Linked DNA regions of Homo sapiens: region 1 is linked to region 2. Evidence: chromatin loops called from intact Hi-C (ENCODE). Cell type or tissue: psoas muscle. All regions are shown on one strand. Links, peaks and the distances in the headings refer to the core of each region. The heading gives the core; the rest is flanking DNA. Region 1 has its middle 240 kb from the start of LINC00474. Region 2 holds the start of LOC101928775 (a long non-coding RNA gene).

Evidence for each region. Hi-C counts contacts between places; a loop is a spot of excess contacts. Peaks named below come from ENCODE experiments on the same cell type or tissue, not always from the same donor. Only the 100,000 strongest peaks of a DNase experiment are listed, where the experiment ranks them.
Region 1: a loop joins it to region 2, with 3 times the contacts of the local background. A loop is called at or near these places in 3 of 110 quality-filtered maps.

The regions. Positions count from the first base shown.
Region 1 is chr9:115,681,924-115,687,313 of GRCh38, forward strand. No RefSeq gene overlaps it. Among named protein-coding and RNA genes, the nearest start is that of LINC00474, 240 kb to the right of the region's middle. In psoas muscle, for the core only: no CTCF peak of the experiment used is centred there; no DNase peak of the experiment used is centred there.
Region 2 is chr9:115,742,333-115,747,722 of GRCh38, forward strand. LOC101928775 (a long non-coding RNA gene) reads right to left here and starts at 1,907. Exons shown (of 3, transcript NR_109805.1): 1 at 1,825-1,907. LOC105376234 (a long non-coding RNA gene) reads left to right here and starts at 1,507. Exons shown (of 4, transcript XR_930269.2): 1 at 1,507-1,773; 2 at 5,296-5,390. In psoas muscle, for the core only: no CTCF peak of the experiment used is centred there; no DNase peak of the experiment used is centred there.

The sequences.
Region 1 (5,390 bases), core at 82-5,081, 61 kb before region 2:
GATATTGGATTTCGTCAATGATTTTCTGCATCTATTGAGATAATCATGTTTTTATTTTTTAGTCTGTTAATTTGGATAATTACATTAGTTTATTTTTATTTTTTCAAATATTAACCAAATCTTGCCTTCCTGGGATAAAACCTACTTAGTAACTAAGGATTATATTTGTTACATATTATCTATTTGATCTAATAAACATTCATTCAAAATTTTGCATCTGTATTCATTGAGAGTATTGTTCTGTAGTTTTTTTGTAATATTTTTAATCTAGATTTGTTAAAAGAATACTGGGGTCATAGTATAAGTTGGGTAGTATTACCTCCTCTACAATTTTCTGGAAGAAGTTATGTAAATGGTGTTTAATTTCTTCATAAATAATTTACCAGTACAGCTATTGGGTGCTAGGGTTTTGTTTGTGGAATATTTACTACAAATTCACTTTATTTAATAAATATAGGGCTATTTACTTTGTTCTTTCTTGAATGAGCCTTTGACATTTTCTGTTTTTCAAGGAATTTTCACATTTCGTTTGAGTGTTGAATTTATTGGCATAACATTGCTATAACATCTCTTTGTTATCCTTTTAATATCTGTAGACTCTGTAATGACATCAATTTTTTCATTCCTGATTTTTATAATTTGTGTTCTCACACTCTCTCTCTCCAGTTCTTCCTCTCTTCCCCACCGATAAATTTTTCTAGTTATTTATCAATTTTATTGATATCCAGAAAAAAATAAATATTGGATTCACCAATTTATTTCTGTTATTATTGTTTTTTTATTTGTTCGTTTCCATGTGGATTTTTAGTATGTTCTTTCTCCTACTTACTTTAGATTCAATTATGCTTCTTTTTCTAGATTTAAATGATAAATCTGAGGTTATTTCATTGAGATCTTTCTTCTTTTCTAATGTATGTGTTAGTGCTATAAATTTTCTTCTAAGAACTGCTTTAATAGCAACTCACACATTTTGGTATATTGTGTTTGTATCTTTGTTCATCTCAAAATGTTCTCAAATTTGCTATGAAAATACATAAGCAAATGTATTTTCTTTTTGTCTCATGGTTATTTAGTAGTGTTATTTCATTGCCAAATGTTTTTGGATTTTCTAGAGATCTTTCTGTTGTTGATTTCTAACTCAATTCCCCTTTGGTTAGAGAACATACTTTGAATGAACTGTATCCATTGAAACTTATTGAGACTTATTTCATTGCCCAGAATACAGTTTAGGTATAGGTTATACGTACACATGAAAAAAAAAATGTTTATTATCCTGTTCTTGAAAGAAGTATACTATAAAAGCCAATTAAGTCAAATTAGATAATTTTTTCAAATATTTTATATCCTTTTTTGTTTTCTGTTACTACTTCTAGTACTTATTGAAAGATGGGTATTGATACCTCTGAATATAGTTATGAATTTGTCCACTTTCACTGATGTCCCGTTGATTTTTTTCTTCATGTATATTGAAGGTCTGCTTTTAGGTCTGGGATTGTTACATCTTCTTGATGTATTTTATCTTTTTATGAAACAAACTTATTTTATCCCTTGCGACATTCTTTACTCTGAAATCTATTTATTATAATATTAATTTAGCCACTTCAGCTTTCTTTTGATCAGTGTTAGCAAGGAATATCTTTTCATATCCTTTTAATGATAACTTGTTTTTATTTAAAATATTACCAAAACAGTGCATATGGTTCAGTCCTCTTTTTTTTAATCCAGTCTGATGATCTTTGGCTTTTAATTAAATTATCTAGACCATTTATATTTAAAGTAATTGCAGACATTATTAGATTTACATTTATCTTTGCTGATGAAATTACCATTGTTTTTTATTTGTCACATCTGATATTTGCCCCCTATTTTTCTGTCTTTATTTGAGTTAATTGAATGTATTTATTATCCCACTTGAATTTCTTTGTTGGCTTACTAATCATAACTCTTTAGTTGTTCTTTTAGTTGTTTATTTAGGATGTGTAATACGCATTTTTAACTAATTAGCCTACCTCCAACTGATATTGTATCACTTCATTTTTCCCCTACTGAACTTTATTATTTGTATATATTTCACTTTTATATGGTCATATAAACTACTCTACATGTTTGTTTTTGTTTAAACAATTATCTTTTAAAGGGTTTTAAATGTTAAGAAAACTCATATATTTACCCATGTAGCTTCCATTTCCAGTGCTTTTTATTCCTTTGTGTTGATTTATATTTCATTCTAGTGTTATTTTTCTTCTGCTTGATGGAATTCTTTGACATTTCTTTGAGTTCAGGTCTGATTAAGTGAATATTTCACTTTTGTATGTCTGAAGATATTCGTATTTATTTATTCTTTGTTTTCTTTTACACAGATGTTTAAACTGGGCATAAAATTCTAGGTCTTGAGGTTTTCTTTTCTTTTCTTTTTTTTTTTTTTTTTTTTTTTTGAGATGAGGTCTTGCTGTGTTGTCCAGGCTGGTCTCTGGTCTTGAAGTCCTGGGTTCAAGCAATTCACCTGCCTTGACCTCCTATAATGCTGGAATTACAGGCATGAACCACCACACCCAGCCTGCAGTTTTAAAAATTATAATTTTATTATTTTAAAGATGTTACTTCCCTGTCTTCATAATTATGTCTAATTATGTCTTTTTACTGTTTTAATGTATTTGCCTTCTACTTCTAACATCTGTGTCAGTTCTGGGTTGAATTCAGGTGATTGATTTTTCATTATAAGTCATATTTTTCTCTTTCATTGTGTGCCTGGTAATTTTTGAGTGGATGCTAAGCATTGTAAATATTACCTTGTTGAGAGCTGGATATATTTATATACTTATATTATTAAACTTTGTTTTATAATGAAGTTAAACTAGTTGTGAATACTTTCATGTCTTGCTTTTAAGATTTATTAGTTGAGACCAGAACAATGTTCAATCTAGAGCTAATTACTCCTCATTACTGTGGCACAGCCTTTCTGTGTTTTCCACCCATTGCCTTATGAATTAGGGGTTTTCTAGTCTGGTTGATGAGAAAATACATTTTTCTTGACCCTGAGTGAGTACTGAATGCTGTTTCTTCTAATTCTTTTGGTTGTTTTCCTCCACTTTACACTACTTTTCTTACATGCAAGAATTGTTCAGTAGACAACTGAATACTGGAGAGGGATCCTCTGGATATCTGTGAATTTCTGTGTGCTGCTCTTTATTTCCTGGTATGCTGTCCCATGAATTCTAAAGGCCTTGTCCTCCCTGGACTTACCATTCTATTTTCTAAACTCAAAAAGTTCCTTGGGACTTTGTCTATATTTATTCTCTTTGTGTTATGGTCTGGAAAACCTCTCAATACAATAACAGAAGGCAATTGTAAGGCTTATTTCATATTTGTGTCATATTCCAGGGATCACTGTTCTTTTTGCCTAATGTTCAGTATCTTAAAATGTGTTGCTTCAAGTATTTTGTCTGTTTTTTGTTTGTGTGAGTGTGTGTTATTGTTTTAGATGGAAAGGTAAGTTGTTTGTGTTAGTCTATCTTGGTGGAAGCAGAACTTATATAGACACCAGGAGGAGGAAACCAAATAGAATAAAAATGTTTAGAGACCCCATTTATCTGGATTTTATTTCTGTTTTTTCCATTTAGTAAACTTGTAAAACTTGTTCTTTATTAAAGACATCAGTTGTTCAACTAAAGATAGTTTCACGTCATTATTGTGAGGATTAAATAAAATAATGTAATAAGCCAGCAGAGGATACAATAAAGACCTATCCCTGTTCTCTTTGTGGCAGACTGCACAATTGATATGGTGAGCTTATGTCAACTAATCACATCCCTTTCCATCAGTGATTCTGCTTAGTGACAACTCCATAAACAGTTCTTGTGGAATTAGTTCTTTGCATTTAAAAGAAAGAATTTGAATTTATTTCTACTAGGTGTTTTTCTGTTACAAACAATTTATCTCTGCTCCACTTTCTTCCTATTTATCTGCATACTGAGTCTGAGAGCTATCCATGTCCTCTATATCTTTCAAACAATTGTCATTTACAAATTGGCTAAGCATACCTTCCATTTAATGAATAACCCCCCATCTTGAAGTGCTATTTTGTGATGAACACTTACAGAAATTAATCCCTGTATAAGTTATTAACACCAGTTTTCTTCACATATTTTGATATATGGAATATTGAATGTATTTGTATTTTCCAAAAACTATAAATCCAGAAAAATGAGACTACTCAGTATGTGTCAAGGGCATGATCAATGTATGACTTCACATCCAGAAAATATAGCCAACTAATTTCATCACATGTGACATCAGACCCAATATAGAAGAATCTTTTGACATCGAGTAATTTGAAGAATGACTTGCATTTTATGACTCAACATGATTTCTAGATGGGATTAATATCAGAGTAATATTGCAAGGGTCTCCAGTTTCCAGCCTGAGTGGTCAGATAAAATGAGACAAGAAGAACCTTCAAAAAAGAGTCAATACAGGGCCTAGCATTGATCATCCACATAGTTGTTTGGAGGTTCCAACACTAAGTTAAAACATTAGTTGCTGAAGAAAGGCTTCCCATTATAGTGGGAAGTGTTACATAAAATAAGTAACTGATATTTTATAGGTACTTACAGGAAATGAACAAGGTTATGAAAAGGAGTAAATTTTACAAATGAGAAAATAATAATGTTAATAATAATGGATTCTATTATAATTATTATAATATCTAGAATTTATACAGACTTTAAACTTTTTATTCAAGCCTAATGCATACACAGAAGAGAGTATCAAGAGAATTTTTATGTGTTACAAATGTCCTCCATATCTATCTGAATTTTTGTTATGAACTTTAACTTTGGTAATATCATTCCTAATTTAAGGTTACAAATACTAAGGCCAAGAGAGTTTAAGCAACTTTTAAAGTAGGTGATATTGTTATTAAGCATATGACTTAAAACTTGATTATGAGTGTTAGATGGTTCCAAAGCCAGTGTTCTTTACTAAAGTTGTATTCCTGTAGTCCCTGTTTTCTGAAATGTACATATGCTATCAAATTTAATTATCAAAGAAACTCTGTGCAGTAGATAGTATTCTCTGCAATTTACAAATAATGAACCCAAGGTTTACTGTGTTTCAGTAATGTTCTGAACATATCTACTATCTATCAGAATGAAGATTCAAATCCAGATCTTTTTTATTCTCTTTCAGCACACTTTGTTATTTCTCTCCATACCCAACCTGCCTAAATGCCTGTCTGAACACATGTAGCCAATATTTAATGAATAAAGTCTCTATCTGAGACACAGACAGGAGTAGTAAAACAGGTAAAAAGAGGGTTCTTAGTAGAAAGAAGCTAGAGACAAGAGAGCTCTTTGTGTGTTTGGATGTAGTTGCATAGTAGAAACATCTGT
Region 2 (5,390 bases), core at 261-5,260:
TTTATTTATTTTTAACATGTATGTCCCTTTGTGAGGTTCATGTATTCCTATTATTTTCTAGGTTTGAAATTCTTATTTCCAGGGTAGAATTACAAAGAAGGGAGCAATTGAAAACATCTGCTCTGCTTTCAAACACTGACAGGCACCTCCATCACACTCCTTTCTGCTGCTGGACAATTAGGTACAGCTACAGGCAGAATTGTTTTTACCTTTGACTGGGGTTCTCTTCTTGGCAGCGAATTAATGAAATGCACGGAATAAAAAGCTGTTTCTCGCCCACTGAATGGATGTAACTGTCACTCGCTCTGATAAGGAACATCTATCCCACGCAAGACAGAAGTGGCAGAAATCTTACTTAGTTGACTATTCTAATGACTCTGTTTGTTTTCCTAAAGCTCAGGCTGTTTGAGGCAGTGTAAATAATGGATTTTGTCTATGTTGCTACAGGGTGAGGAGAGGAGGGAAAGAAGAGCTGCTCCTACCATGAGTTTCTGAAGTGGATGAAGGCTGTAGATGCAGAGGAAATTATCCACATCACTGCAGATAGTCTCGATAGCAGCGCCAATGAAGTTACTGAGAGTTGTATTATTAAAAACACCTATCATTTGCTGAGCACTTACATTTAGAAGGTGCAATGAAAAGCAATTCAAACAGACTCGATCCTCATGAAGTCTTTCTGAGTTTGGTATTATTTTTCCTTCTTTTTTTCAGATGAAGAAACAGGCTGCAAGGCCAGAGCTATAATGTTAAAAAGGTGAAGACTCAGGATCCAAACTCAGGTGCAGGTGATACCAAAATCTGTGCTCCTAACTGCTACATGGTAGACAGACTTTAGAGGCAAACACACACTTAGGCTAGAAAGCAAATCTACAGCTAATGTGTCCTGAACTTTGGCCAAAATATTTCATCTCTCTCAAGGTCAATTTTCGCACACGTAAATATAGATAATCATAATTACCACAGAGTGGTTATTGGAATTAAATTCATAACACATTGAAATGCTGGTTGAAGTGCCTGATGTACAATAGGTTCTCAGAAAGTGGGTGTCAGTTCTCCTTTTTGGAGATATTCAAAGGGGACAGCTACTTGGTAGGTATTTTATTTGGCATTACTACCCCTTGTGGGAGAGAGGTGGATAAGAAGCCTTTCTAATGTCTCCCAGCCCAGAGCGTTCATGCCATCAATCATTTGTTCAGGATAACACAAACTTGCTGTCTGCCTCCTAACTCAGAGATCTTACTTCACTCTCAAAGGTATAAGAAACAGAGAAGGTATAAATTGTTGTTCAAACTTTTCTAATAAGATCATGAAACCTCAAATCTAAAAGCTTTACATTGTCAAATGTAAAGTCCCTTCAATGTCCACTTATAAGAACAAAAAAGAAACCCTTACTCTGAAAAATTAATGCACTGTTTGAATTTTTCCTTGGGAAAGGAGAGACATAGACCTGGTAAAGGGGGAGAGGAGACGTTAGGGCACAGGGGACTCTGGTCTGGTCCTGCAGCCTCTCCTTTTGTGACTCCACCTATTACAGGGGAAGAGACCGGAGTTACACCGAGTTACTGGCGGAAGTATCCGTCCAGGTCTGCAGCAACGTCAATTCTTGCCTCCTAAGAAGGAAGAATTCGACTGAGGGGCACAAAGCAGAAAGGGCGACTGAGTCAAGTTCCAGAGCAGGAATGAAAGTTTATTTTAAAATGCCTTAGAACAGGAACGAAATGAAGGTGTGCATGGAAAAGACCCACGCAGGCACATGAAGGTTAAAGAGAGAAGGTCAGTGCCCCGTTTAACTGTAATCTTGGGACTTTCCCAAGGGAAACTCACCTCTTTCCCATGATTCTTCCCTTAGGGTGGGCTGCCCGCCTGCACAGAGCCCTCCTTAGCTTTGGGAAGCAAGCATGCGCCATGTGTTAAAGGCGTTATTGGCATGCCCCTCCGAGGCTTTTTTCCTTTTTCCGGTGGCGTGTACCCGGAAGATCATACTTCGCCATTTTCCTCTTAATACGCATGCCCAGGAAGTTTCTTCTCCCTGGGCTCTGCGTTCATTTACCATTTTGATGTTAACAGGTGTGGACTATCAGGAAATGGCCTCTGCCTGACGCTGCTAAATCATCACTCTCAGAGAGGCAATGCGAGAATTGCCAAACCAGCACCTGACACTTCTAGTGCGTGGGGGAAGAGCCCTCTTCTGTCTGGCTCACGCCTACCTACCTACCTGTAACACATCCTAGATGCCTATCTGGACTTAGTGTTTTCATCTTTTAAATGAGCAAATTAACGTAATACTAGAGGATCACTGGAAACTTTACAATCCAGTGGGTTTGGTTCTCCCATCTACCTCTCTTTCTGTCCCTGCCCTTGGATCTCCTGTACTTCTTACGATATTGTGATGGCTTAATTTTATGTGTCAACTTGATTGGGCCATGCAATGCCCAGATATTTAGTCACACAATATTCTGGGTGTTTCCTTAAGAGTGCTTTTAGATGAGGTTAACATTTAAATTGTTAAACTGAGTAAAGCAGATGGCCCTCCCTAATGTGAATGGGCCTCACCAAATCAGTTGAAGGTCTGAGTAGAACAGAAAGGCTGACCCTCCCCCAGGTAAGAGAGGATTTTTCTTGCTTAATGGCCTTCAAACTGGGACATCAGCATTTTTCCTCTCCTCAGACCTAAACTGGGGTTCAAGTCTGCTGGCCTTAGGACTGAAACTCAACATCAGCCTGAGTCTCCAGGTTGTGAACTCACCCTGCAGACTTGCAAACCATGACACTTGCCGGCCTCCAAAATTACAGGTGTCAATTTCTTATGGTAAATCTCTTCATTTAAAAGCTCTCTCTCACACACAGACACACACACAAAGCTTATCTGTCCTAAAGAATCTTCACTGTGAAGCCTCATAAATTCAATTTAAGACAATAGTACAGTAGAAATGACTGACAAGTCATAATAAGTAACATTAGCAATATATAATTAAATATTTGCAAACATTCTTTATACTCACCTATTCTTTGATATTTCCATTTCCAACTAACCCCACTGAGCAGATTAATGCAATCCTACTTTCCAGATTAAAAAAGAAAAAAAGGAAGTTGAGAGTGATCCTTGGCCATATAGCAGAGATAGATTTCAAATTGCAATTGTCCTCAATACACAGGGACATACCTTTCTATTGCACCACAACGAATTTCTAACTGATACTTGCACTTAACAGAGACCTTTGAAAACTCACTTCAAAGCAATGAATAACCTAGCTGAGTCCAGTTAAGTAGCCTGACAGAGGAGAATAATGCCTATGGTCTATGGTTGCTTTGCAATGAAGATCTGTCCTTGGTACAGAACCTTTTTATAGGTGCAAAAATTGTAATCCTGATTATCCTGCTCAATAGAGATCAGAGTGGTAGAGCAGCAGTTGAAAATACAGCAGAATGAAATGCTTACCTTATCTTAGGCTCTGATGTCAGAATTTCTCTTCAGGATAAAATTATTTTTAAAAATAGAAAATACCTTAATAAACCCCTTGGGATGATTTAGTGAAGGGAAAGGTCCAAAGACAATTATTTCTGTGCAACAAAAAATGATCCCTCACTAGACTCTATTAAGTCAGGATGAATTTTTGTTTCCCTTCTGGAAGTAAGAGCTGGAGCTCAGCTTATGGGGAAGAGATTAGAGACAAGAGGCAGGAAGATCAAAATAGGTTGAGATGATGAGGTAGAAGCGACAGTGAAAACATTTTAGTGTCTGGACAACTGAAAATATTTTTGGCACACTGCAGACTAAGACTTGAGTAGTGAGGTTTTTGGGGATAAAGAGTTAAGATGTGGAACAAAAGGGAACACATAGATGCTGAAGTTAGGAGACAAAGATGATTTTGAGAACAAAAAAATTCCTAGCAACTAACAAAAATCTTGAAATCAGCTTTGGATCTGAGTATAAATCTGAAGGCTGAAATAAATATTGAAATCTCAAGATTCAGAAAGGCCCTGCCTATTGTCTGGGTTACAGTTCTACACAGGTGGGTGGAAAGATTCCAAGGTGAATTTGTCTCTTCTACTCCCCCTCTACATTTTTTACACTATAGGAAAATCAGAAAAGTAGCCTGTTAGCTAGATGGCAGCTTCCATGTAGCAATATCTACATGTCATAGATTGAAAGGGGATTAAACCCTTCCCACTGTGCCTAGCATTGTGAGATTTCATCCTTGAGAGCATCTAGCAGTGGGAATGATTTAAGATGACAGCACAGCTTACTGTTCTATCCTTCAAATCTTTCCCACGTCCATCCTGACCACTGTAACAGTGTGTCTGGTATATTGCATTCCACTGTGGTTGAAAGATGCATCCGGGGTCTGTAGTGTATCCCCCTTCCTCATGTTTCCATTACTCAGGGAACATTTTCGAAAGATGAGATCTGCTCAATTTTGGAATAGTTTCCAGAGGGATGTGGCAAAGTGCCGCATCATTTTATTTACTTAAAATTAGACCAGAGCGAGGAATCCCAGTGTCCCACTGTGAGCAGTTTTGTACCGGTGGGAGGATAGGGAAGAGAATCATGCCCATTTGCTGCTGGAATACAAGAGGGGCTCTTCATCATTACTTCATATGACTCCCCAATTCTGATAATTGCCATTTCAAATATTGGTCTTCTTATGGAGAACACAAATTATATTTTTTTCTAAGTTTCTTCCTTTCTGCTCCTACTTCTCACCTAGCATTATCATACTGTCTTCACTAATCTAAGTTCCAGTTGAATTGTAGAGCACTTAATGGAAAAACAATAACTTTACAAACTAATGTCCTGTTCCCCAAGTTCTAAGAAGCCAACTACAGATTGTATTTGTTAAAGATTTAAAATGTACCCTCATTGCAAATGGATGTATTTGTCAGCTTGGGCTGTCATAAAAAGTACTATAGACTGGGAGATTTAAACCATTGAAAATTTACTTTCTTACAGTTCTGGAGGCTGGAAGTCTAAGATCAGAGTGCCAGCATGGTCATGTTTAGGCAAGAACTCTCTTCCTGGCTTGCAGATGAACACCTTCTGACTATGTCTTCCCATAGCAGAGGGAGAAAGATCTGTTTCTCTTCTCAGAGGCTACTTTCTTGTTGGATTAGGGTTTCACCCTATGGCCTCATTTAACCTTAATTACCTCCTAAAGACCCTATCCCCAGATACAGTCACACTGAAAGTTAGGGCTTCAACATTTGATAGGGTGGGAAGGGCTGGGGAGGGCACACAATTCCATCTATAGCACTGAGATTTCCAATGCCTAAAACATTTAATTTTTCAATCCTCAGAGATGGATCTCAAAAAAGAAATCAAAACTGGCTCAGATTTCCCAAGGATTTCCATATCTATATACTAGAAGATAATTCAGACTTATGCATCTGAG